2 separate regions of the Mus musculus genome follow, and region 2 is linked to region 1. The links are chromatin loops, found by intact Hi-C in ENCODE. Cell type or tissue: heart. All regions are shown on one strand. Each heading gives the region's core, and the rest is flanking DNA. Links, peaks and the distances in the headings are about the cores only. Region 1 holds the start of Timm13 (translocase of inner mitochondrial membrane 13). Region 2 holds the start of Ncln (nicalin).

Region 1 (5,362 bases), core at 225-5,224:
GATCAGCAGCCGTATGTTGTGTGCAGGCTTCCCACAGGGTGGCGTGGACAGCTGCTCGGTGAGTGGAGACAGGGCTTCTCTTAATCCATGTTTGTAGCCCAGGCAGGCCCGAAGTCCTGCACCACCACTGTCCTTTGAATCTTTCTGTCTCATCTCCAGTGTGCTGGCAGGATACACATTCGCCACACTTGGCGTTTCACGTGGGTTTTGGGACTTAACTTGGGTCCTCACGCTTGTGTGACAAGCCATCTTCTTACTGAGCCTGCCCAAGTCACCCACAGCCCACCTGACTCTGGGGACATCACATTTCACAACTGCACATTCAGAGAAAACATGTGGTTTCCCAACCCCACATCCTACTGGAGGGTCCAGGCAGGGCAATTATGGAGTTTGAGACCAGCTCGCCCCAACAACACATATACTGATGTGTTTCGGTACAGGGAGATCTGTACTGATGTGTTTTATGCGATGCTTGCTGTGCAAACGGGAAGACTGAGCACAGATGCCCAGGAGTCATATAAAAACTGGTGCTTACAGACTATGTGCGCTTGTAACTCCATTCTGTGCGGGTAGCAACAGGGGGACTAGCGGGGAACTGGCCACCACCTACTTCCAGGTTCACAGAGAGGCCCCGTGTCAGTGGAATGGAATGGAAAACGACAGATAACCATTTAGCACCCTGCTCTGGCCTGCACATGCGCAGCACACACACACACACGTTGTTCCTTGGGACAAGGACCCTGCAGAGGCATAGCCAGTGCAAATAATGAAGCACATTAGCACTGAACCCATTCCCCACAGGGCAAAAGTGAGGCTCTTGGCAGCCTCTCTCTCACTCAGGGGCCTTGTGAGTGCAGTTGCAGGAGTCATGCCTGCTCCCGAGGGATGCTCGTCTGAGGACACTCTCTCCTTTAGGGTGATGCAGGGGGACCCCTGGCCTGCAGGGAGCCATCTGGCCAATGGGTGCTAACTGGGGTCACCAGCTGGGGCTACGGCTGTGGCAGGCCCCACTTCCCAGGTGTCTACACTCGAGTGGCTGCTGTGCTGGGATGGATAGGCCAGAACATCCAGGAATGATTGCCCTGTGGCTAGCAACCCAGGCGTGGACTGAGAAACACAGCTACGGGCCACCCACCCCACGCTGAGGAGTTGGTAGCAGGCAAACATGGGAGTCCGATGGGAACTAGCTGTGACTGTGTATATTGTTCCAATAAACAGAGTCCTTTCTCCTACTGGCTCAGAACCTCTGTCAAAGCCACGAGTCTCCAGGAGCAGGGCATGTCTCCAACTTGGCTCCTTTGGTGCTTATGTTTTGGTGGGACTGACCAAATTGACCAAATCTCATGTACCAATCCTCTTGCCTCCACACTTAACCCACCCTCAAGTGCTGGGCAGACAGGTGTGCACCACACTTGGTTTATTCAGAGTTAAGGTCAGCACCCTGGGCCTCATGCATGATAGGTGAAGGCTACATGAAGCCTTGCTTCTTAACCTCGGCTGGTCTCCCCGGGATGACCAAACACCTGAGATCATGCTCCGAATTCCCTGAGAGCCAGCAGCCCACTGACCCCAAGGGGAAAGATACCCTGGGAGGTCTGGGCCTACTCAGGGGAAGGGACCTGAAGCAGTGAGGTGACACGCCTGCTTTACTGCCCCAGCAGCGATTTATTGGCCTGCTCTCCTGAGGTCACAGGTCAGTGGGGCCAGCCAGATCCCTGTGCTCTGTCGGGTCCTCACTCTCTTCTGAGATTGAGCTGGACGCAGCAACCCAGGGGAGAGGCCTCGATCCCCAAGCCCTCCATGCTGCCAGACTTCAGGGCGGCTAGGAGGAGACACCCTAACTGGCAGGGAAAACAGTTCAGACCATAAGCACGGTGTCCCGAGGCACAGGTCCCGGTCACATGTTGGCTCGTTCCCGCTGCAGTCGAGAGTTGTAGGCGCGGGACACGGTATTCCAGGCGTCCATGTAGCGGTCCATGCACATGGCGATGCATTTCTGCAAAGCGTGGAGGGGGATCCCTGACTGACGGTCACACGACCCGAGGATCACCCATGAAGGCTGCACCGATCTAGGCACAGAAGCCGGGTCCTCACCCCGCGCACGCGCACAACTTCCTCAGTAGCTAAGGCTAGAGGCCGCGCACGCGCACATCTCTCAACCTCCTAGACGCTCCTGACCCCGCGCCCCTCACCACCCCGGGTTCCCGAGATGTCTCACCTGCTCCGAGTTATCCAAGGAGCCCCCGGGCTTCCCGATGCACTTCCGGAAACACTTGTCCGTCATTCTCTGTGGACACACGCGAGGTCTCAGCGGGGACTCACCCGGGGAACCCCGCCACCAACCCCGGCGCGCCCCGCACCTGGAGCAGCTCCTGCGCGTTGGCCACGGCGATCTGCACTTTCACCTGCTCCATAATGGCCCCCGGGTCCAGCTTCCCGCCACCCGTGCCGCCAAAATCCGAGCCGAAGCCGCTGTCCATGGCTGCTCAGTCAACCGGGCCACGGTCGCGCACACCGACCATACGCCCCGGAAGCCAAGCCGGGGCACCACGGGAAACAGAGGCTGAGTCGATTCCCACAAGGCAGCGCGCGTCGTCAGCAGTCTGACAAAGCTGCGGCCTGAGTCACCATGGAAACAAGTTAAACTACACCTCCCACAAACCCGTGCGCGCCGTGCACTCTGACCTCGGAGGCTCTATGGGAAACTGCAAACTCCTGCTCCCACAAGGCTGTGCGCGCCGTCCCTAAGCACTGTCCTTTGGCTTCTAGAAAGGAAGGAAACCCGAACCACAATTCCCAGAAGGCTGTGCAACTTCCCGCGTGAGCCCACTGACTTTTGACGCCCTGGCAAGGGCTGGACCAGGGTCATTTTGTCCTGGACCTCCCCGCTGCGCATGCGTACAATATAAAATCCTCGCTGCTTTTTTTTTTTTTTTTTAATATGTTTTTTTTTTAAAGTTATACGGATGGTTGTGAGCCACCATGTGGTTGCTGGTATTTGAACTTCGGACCTTCGGAAGAGCAGTCCGGTGCTCTTACCCACTGAGCCATCTTACCAGCCTGCTGCTCCTATCTTAATCTGAAGATCTACTCTGAGGCTGCAGTTAAAGTCAATGTTTATTTGAGTATACAAAAGTTTCCAGTTGTAAAATGTATATTACAAATCATAGGCGTAAAAGAAAAGGTGGAACACACGTTTGGCATGCATCTTATAAAAGAAACAATCTGTAGAGCTGAGCGATGTGCGCAGTGCCGGCGGCTCCCCAGCAGCAGTGCCACTCCGGTAACCATCTCACCTAGCCAGGGCCAGAAACAGACCCCTGAGGACCTGCAGATTACTCTAGACCTGCTCCTCAAATACAAGGAAGCTAGCTCCAGTGCAGAGTACACCTGCCCTGTGGGCAAGGCAGCAGAGCTGCGCAGTGACTGCAGCCAGCCATAACTATCCAGGATCCAACGCCGGTCACAAAGAAAACGGAGGTATCTAGAAGCAGGAGGTGGCTGGTGGGTTCTGGAGGTTGGTGGCAGTGGTGGCATCCTGTGGCCAAGAGCTCTTGCCTTGGGGGAAGACTAGGCCTGGACTCTTCCTACCATCAGCTGTGCCAGGAGAGAGAAAGAACTCGCCCTAGCTCAGTAAAGGAAGCTGCCAGTTGTGGCAGCTCCAGGCCTGAACCCCCAGAGCATCATCCCAGTGAGCTGCGTTACTGACCGATGTAAAAAAATAAATATTCTTTAAAAAAATACCATGTGTCAGTGGTGGGGAGGTGACAGGTGAAACTGGCTGGCTCCTGGCACTAAGTTGCAGGGAAGCAAGTTTCCAGGCCTTGCCATCGAGGTGGGGCACAGAGGGGCCACACAGTATTCATACAGGAGAGGCCAGGAGCATAGCTAGTGTGGCCACACTCATGTGAGCAGTCACTGGCTGGGAACCTGCAGCCTTTGCTCCTGAAGGCACAACGCCCACGGTTTGCCTGTCCCCTTCAGTCTTAGGATGGGAGGCGTCGTCCCATGTGTGAACTCGCTCCTCCTTGGTCCTCCGCTTTAGAAGGGACTAGAACAATTCAGAATCTGGGACCAGAGAAGCCTGTGAATGCCCTGGAGCTGGGGACTGTTATAAACCCTTCAGATTCAGAGCACAAAGCTGGGCCATCCCTGGTTTCAGGTGCCATCAACTCCAGGAGAGGAGGGTCTGCCCTGTGTCCTAAGAGCCACCACATCCTGACAGGCTAGTGGGCCCCACAGCACTCTTGGATTCTGAATTTGATTTGATTTGAAAGGCTTCAAAGAAAACAACTGAATCACCAGTTTCATACAAAGTCCACCCTGAGCTAGCAGCCATTCTCCTGCCCCAGATCCAGGCCCAAGTCCCTCAGCCTGCGGGTTCCTAGCCCCAGGCCTCTATACCATCTTGACGGCATGGGGCCAGGTCAGGCCGGTGGGCAGAGGGCACCTCCATCTCGGAAACCCAGCAGAGCCCACCCACATTCTCATGGTTGCTTAACAGTCATCGAGAAACAGACCAAGGACTAGTGAGAGCAGACCATAAAAAAGTAGTTTTAGGGGCTCTGGGGACCATGGTGACCGTGGGGCAGGTTTCACATCAGTCGGCAGCCCCTTGAGGTAGTCCTTGGGTCCCCCTGCAAGGAATGAGGGAGGATGCAATTAGGCAGCCTGCTCCCAAGCAAGTGAAAGGCCCTATTCCAGAGCCTTCCATTTGTCCCCAGCCCAGACTTGGGGGCTGGAGTCCCTGTCTCCCCACCCCAAGCTCTAGGCAGAGGGAATCCTGGCTGAAGGGTTAGGAGTGTGGCCTCTGAGGTCTGTGGTGTCACAGAGCCCACACAGTGAGTGGGTAAGTCTGCATCTGAGGCAAGACTGTGGAACCTGTACCCGAAGCCCCACTAGGTGCAAAGCCCCACTAGGTGTGACGCCAGTCACACGCTTTCTCTACCTGCTGGTGGAAGAGGTCCTCTTCACCGAATTCTGCCTCTTCCTCTTCCTCCTCTTCCCCGTTCTCCCTCCCCTGGACAGATGAGTGCTTTGCAGCCTTCACGGCCACCTCCTACACAAAAGTCACCAGTTTACTCGACCACCCCCAGTGCTGGTGGCTGCATCTCACTAGAGGTTTCAGCCCAGGTTTCAGCTCCGTCACAAGTGCTGGGTCCCCGCCACGCAGGCTGCGCACCTACCTCACCGTCGGCACTGACCAGGGCAGTGCGGAAGCTCTCCCCAGGGCCCCAGTTGGTCTGGCTTTTCCACACAAGGGTTGATGGGGGACTGTGGGTAGCCCCTGCGCCAGCTGCCCACACCTGAGGAACCAAGATGGCCCTTGCCAATCACCTCAGGGCTTGGGCCAGGCCATGGC
Region 2 (5,354 bases), core at 1-5,000, 590 kb after region 1:
TCTTCTGAGTTCCAGAGCAGCTAGAGATGCAAAGCAAGATCATCTCAAACCAACCAACCAACCAACAGCCACGGGAGGTTGGGGCAGCCTGCCCTCAGAGGCTCTGGGAAGCGACAGACAAGACTGGGACTTGGGGACCTGGAGCCAAGTGTGGTAGTTTGACTGAGAACGACCCCCAGAGGCTCAGGTATTCCAATGCTCAGCCAGCAGTGGCACGACCTGAGGAGGATTGGGGGTATGGCCTTACTAGAGAAAGCATGTCTCTGGCATGGACTTTGAGGTATTAAAAGCTCATGCCGGGCCCACTCTGTCCATCTGTCTGTCTGTCACAGCTTGCACATCAGGATGTAGGGTGCAGCTACTTTACCTATGGCAATAACTGACTAACTGTCATGTCATGGCGTCTTCTGAGCAACAGGACAGTGACTAAGACACTCAAGGGGAGGTCTGGGTCCCCCCTTGCATCCACCAAGGCGGTGCCATGGGCAGTTGGCAGCCACTGCCCTCTGTGCTTCTGTGGTGTGCAGCAGGGTACTTACTGGGGCTACCCCAAAGGCGTCGTAATGAGCCACGATGACAATGGTGGGAAGGTCCTCGCCTCCCAGCCCCGTTAGCCGCCCCTGTGGAGAGACAGACAGGTGGATACCAGATGCCCAAGACAGGCTGGGTCACCCCTGTGTTCTGTGAGCCTTGATACCAAGGCTCTGTCAGCACCCATAGGTGGATGGTTCCCTCAGCCCCTCCCTCAGGGAGGCACAGGGCAATGTGGAGGCTTCTAGAGCCCAAACAGTGGTGTGGCCGTGCTGGGGTTGGCCCCCAGTGGACAAGGGCACAGACTACTTGACCCAGGAAGGGAATGCATTGAGAGGTTGCCGCACCAAGTCCCTAGGACCTTTCACGACTAAGAGAGGTAGCCTTCTGTCTTGTCACTGCAGCACTCACCCTAATGCTGTAGACAATCATGCAGTGAGCGCACACTGGGTCCCCCCTACTGTGGCTGACTTAACCCACAGCTCCCTCACAGGGTACTCAGAGCAACCCTGGCGACAGAACTAAAAAAGTGAGGTTTTCTTTTCTTTTTATGAAAACAGGGGCTCCTGTATCTCAACGGCAGTCTTAAACTATGTAGCCAAGGATAGCCCTGCACCCCCCATCTCTCTGCTTCAGCCTCCGGGTGTGTGTTAGCACACCTGGTTGCTGTGATCCTGGGGACTGAGCCCAGGACTCTGTGAGCTGGCAAGTGCTGCCCACTGAGCCACAGCCTCAGCCTGCAGTCAAGTTCCTTTGTCGCCACCACCTCCCGTGTGTGGCAGAGGGGTGACTGGACGTCTGAGATCATGGTGCAGCCTGTGCAAAGGCCCTGAGGCAGGCTAAGAAGGTGGGAGCTCACCTCCACGCTGGTGATGAGCCAATCGCTCACTGCCTGGCTCTGGGCTCCACTGGTCACCATCTGGAAACCATTGGCTGTGGCCGTGTGCAGCAGTACTGGGGGCAGAAGGGGAGGGGTCACTTGGGCTTATGGCCAGGGCCACAGCTGGGGTGGGTACTGCAAACATAGAAGCCCAGGAAAGCCCCATAGATGCAGGGACCAGGGCCACCCCATACCCTCCAGTGGCCTGGCTTACCTTCAGCGGCAGAGGCAGAGCCCTGGGAGGCAGAGGCAGCCTGGGTCTGCTCATAGATGGACAGCAGTGCCTCGTCCTCCACAGCAAAGTACACAGGGACCACAGTCTCCATGGCCAGCATCTCAGGCTCAATCTCCATGAATTGCTGTGAGGATCGCATGCGTTCAGGGAACTGCAGCCACCCGCAGTGCCTCCCCATCTCAGCCTCCTTCCTGAAGGGGGAGGACAAGGACACCCAGCAGATGCAACCTGAGGGGCAGGCATGGGGACTGAGACACAGGCTTACCCGGACGACATCCTGGGGCACGGCAGCCATGGCCCGGGGCAGGATGATAACCACAGCACCTGCTGACTGTCGCAGAGCCTTCTGATAGTGCTCATAGGAAAAGTCCAGGAGCCGCATAAGCACGCAGCGGCGGCTCAGCACATCTGCGTCCACCGTGCGGGCCTCTGTGTTGAGCACTGCATTCCGCGTGCCTATGGGGGACACGGGGTCATGGCATCATCACAGCTGCCATCCTCCACACAGCACACAGCGAGAGTGGGGCTCTTACAGGACAGGCACGGTATATCCGGCACAGAACCATGGCAGGCCAAGCTGACCCTTAGGGGTCTGAACTGCATGGGCCAGAGGTGAATCGATACAGCAGGATGATCCCTTCAAGAACTGCAGTCCCCTGGGCCCCACTTACAGCCAGACTTGGGGCACTTTGTAAATGCTCAGCTCTCACAAGAATGATGGCAGGCAGTAACCCTAGATGCACATGGCCAGGAGGGGGCAGTGAGTGACTGCTCACTGTGGAGGGGACTCGAGTCCTGTGGAGTCTCCAGGGTGGTCACCTGAATGCTGACACCCAAACCACCATGAAACCCTCCTACCCCAGGACCCAAGTGTCAAAGGTACGTGGTGCTGGGTCTAGAACAGTTCACTTGGGGTCTCCCCAGACACATGGGGGTGAGATGCACTCCAGGGCAGAGCTGGATAGGGACCTGCAGCCCACAGACATGGCTATCACGTGGACACACGGGTCCAGCTGAGGCCCAGCCCCCATGTTCCAGGACTGCAGAATCTAAGGGAGCTAGGTGAGGGAGGGCCTGCCGGGAACAACTTCCCTGGAAGCCAGCAAGGGCCAAGCACCTCCTGGCAGACACCTGACTCCCATCAGGGAGAGGCAACACCTCTCCCTCTTCAACCTGTCCCTGGTTTCTCAGGGTGGCTTGGACAGCAGCTCTCCCTTTGGGTCCCTACAGTGCTTTCTGGAAATCCTGTAGGCCACGTGGCAGGACGGTACTCTGTACCCAGCTTTGCTGTCTGTGAGGAGTGACAGAGCCCCAGTGGGCAGTATTGGCTAGCACCAGTCCCCAGGACTCCCAAACCATTGTGCTACCCACAGGAGGGCAGCCAGTCCCCAAGTGGCACCAGTTCAGAGATACCATAAAGGCAGTGGACAATCAGCAGGCTTCTCCCCGATGCCGGCTGCTCAACTCAGTGGTGTCAATGACCTCATGACAATAAAACTTTATCCACAACCAGGGAGGCCAAGCCTCACCAGTTGGCTCCAGGTTAGTGAGGCAAAGCTGAGCCTGAGGGCCACCGAGCCACTAGGAAGGCTAAAATGCTGAAGTTCTGTTCCAAGGCCCATGATGATAAGAAGACATGCCCTAAGAAGGCCAGAGTCCACAACAGGAGGGATGGTAGCCGGTGTCACAGTCACACCCACAAGTCTCGTTTCCCACCAGCGTTGGTTATTTCTCAACAAGGCCCAGGGGAAGTTGGGTAAGGAGAGGTGCGGAAAGGCTGTGGAGTGGCCAGGGGCTGAGGAACTCAAAGAACTTATGCCCAGGGTTTCTAAAGACCTGCTCTGGCTGGCTGCCCCATCACGAGTCCTCCAGGGTGTAGACAAGATGCAAGAGCCCATTAGTTCTTAACCAGCCAAGGATGGGTGAGAAAGTCACGTTAGGCATCTGGTCCACAATACATGAGCTTATTCACAGACCGGCCCACCCAAGATTCTGTGCATGTGAGACCCAGACATGGAAATGCATGGTCTAGGAACTGCCCTCCAGATCGCGGAATGCTCTGGAACAACTGTGGGAGCTCAGAAGCTATGCTTCACAGCTTAGTGGTGTCCACGGTTCCCCCGCCATCAGTGACACCCCACAGTGGCAGTTTAGCAGGTGGCCCTTCCGAAGATACCAGGCCACAAGGATCTGCAAGCAAATGCTTACGACATTGGGACACCTGGCCACCTACTCCTTGGCCTAGGGTAAGGTCCCCCACCCCAGGGTGCTCTACATGCCAGGGCACTGTTCTGGGGCCACTGTTCTGGGTCCTGCAAGGTGCTGGGCAGCCACCTGGCCTCGACCCCTTAGAGCTCCCCGAGCTGGGGCAGCAACATGACCCCTGCCATGGCAACACAGTTTTAAAGAGAAATTAATGCAATTCTGGGTATAGGGGCCACATAGGCTTGGGTGCACACACCAGGCTGCCACACCCGCTCAAAAATGGGGGCCCGGCCTTGGCATTCAGGCAAAGACAGTATCAAGGCTGAGAGGCAAACCAAAGAGCAGGGTGCGGGAAGCTCTGAGAGGCCCCAAACCTAGGCATGGGGACAGAGATCCTGGGGAACCCTGGCGAGGAGTGGGGAGCAGAGCAAAGGGGTGAAAGTATGGTACTGTGGGAACCAAGGCCCCAGGAAACCCCAGGACACCAGGCCCGGGGGCTGACGCCGGCCTGAGAGTGGTCTGAGGCAACCGCTGACAGAGAGGGATCAGGGTGACATGGGATCGAGGAGAGATAGGAATCAGGGTGGCGATGATGGGATGGGGTGACAGGAGTCAGTGAAACAGCAGGGGAACTGAGGGAACAGAGCTGCCAGGAACAGTAAGTCAATGGGGAGACCGGGATAGCAGTCGGAGTTCCTCTGCCTGACAGTGGGAGGATCGCAGTGACTGGGGGACTAGTGTGGCAGTAAGGGGGACGGCGGCGTCAAGAGAAGAGGTCAGGGGTCGCGCACCGTATGGCTGGCCCTGCAGGTCGTACTGCTGCATGCGGTACACGGTGAACTCGTGCGCGGCGTCGGCGGCGGGCAGCGGCGGCGCCACGAGCAGCAACACGGCGGGCAAGAAGACGATAAAGCCGAGTGGCAGGCACGACGCCTTCAGCACGTTCTCGAGCACCTCGCCCGCTTCCTCCAACATCCCGGCGGGCGGCAGGCCGCAAAGGCGGCAGCGACGGAGGGCGACGGGAAGCGGCCGAGGCTCGGCGGACTCAGCTCGGCATGGGCGGCTGCTGAGGTCCTTCGGGGAGAGCCACGAACAGCCCGCGCCTGCCCTAGGGTCCTTCGGGCAGCACTGCGGACGGCCCTGTCTGCCGCGCCGCCTTCTGGGAAATGTAGTCTTTCTTGTGAGCGAGCCTCGTTTTAAACGGCTCCGCGCGCTGTGGAACCCTGGGAGTTGTAGGCACACTTAGACTCGCACTAGGGCCTCTCGGAAGCTGTGACAGTCCTTATGCGCGGAGCCCCCTGGAAGTTGTAGTCCCACTGTGCCGCTCCTAGAAGCTATGGTGGACAATCTACTGCTACTGAACTCATCCAAGCCGCAAAACACAGATGACTTACAAAGCTATTAAAAACCATTCCCAGTAAATCTTGTTTAAGCCCCATGTTTGGAGTCGTTAATGAAAGGACAATCCAAAACCTAAAGTGCAGGACGTGACCGTTCGACCCG

Evidence for each region. Peaks named below come from ENCODE experiments on the same cell type or tissue, not always from the same donor. Only the 100,000 strongest peaks of a DNase experiment are listed, where the experiment ranks them.
Region 2: a loop joins it to region 1, with 6 times the contacts of the local background. A loop is called at or near these places in 3 of 42 quality-filtered maps.

What each region holds. Positions count from the first base shown.
Region 1 is chr10:80,898,264-80,903,625 of GRCm38, forward strand. Tmprss9 (transmembrane protease, serine 9) reads left to right here. Exons shown (of 18, transcript NM_001081688.2): 17 at 1-58; 18 at 916-1,231. The coding sequence ends at 1,077. Timm13 (translocase of inner mitochondrial membrane 13) reads right to left here and starts at 2,706. Exons shown (of 3, transcript NM_013895.4): 1 at 2,361-2,706; 2 at 2,219-2,287; 3 at 1,187-1,996. The coding sequence starts at 2,480. The coding sequence ends at 1,898. Lmnb2 (lamin B2) reads right to left here. Exons shown (of 12, transcript NM_010722.5): 10 at 5,187-5,306; 11 at 4,949-5,059; 12 at 3,100-4,637. The coding sequence ends at 4,596. In heart, for the core only: no CTCF peak of the experiment used is centred there; DNase peaks (open chromatin) are centred at 958, 1,628, 2,168, 2,708 and 4 weaker places; H3K4me3 peaks cover 2,621 bases; H3K27ac peaks cover 1,800 bases.
Region 2 is chr10:81,491,438-81,496,791 of GRCm38, forward strand. It overlaps Ncln (nicalin), which reads right to left and starts at 4,926. Exons shown (of 14, transcript NM_134009.3): 1 at 4,643-4,926; 2 at 1,912-2,102; 3 at 1,626-1,770; 4 at 1,391-1,485; 5 at 540-620. The coding sequence starts at 4,826. In heart, for the core only: a CTCF peak has its summit at 2,396 (motif pointing right); DNase peaks (open chromatin) are centred at 2,354, 2,594, 3,144 and 3,904; H3K4me3 peaks cover 2,068 bases; H3K27ac peaks cover 1,198 bases.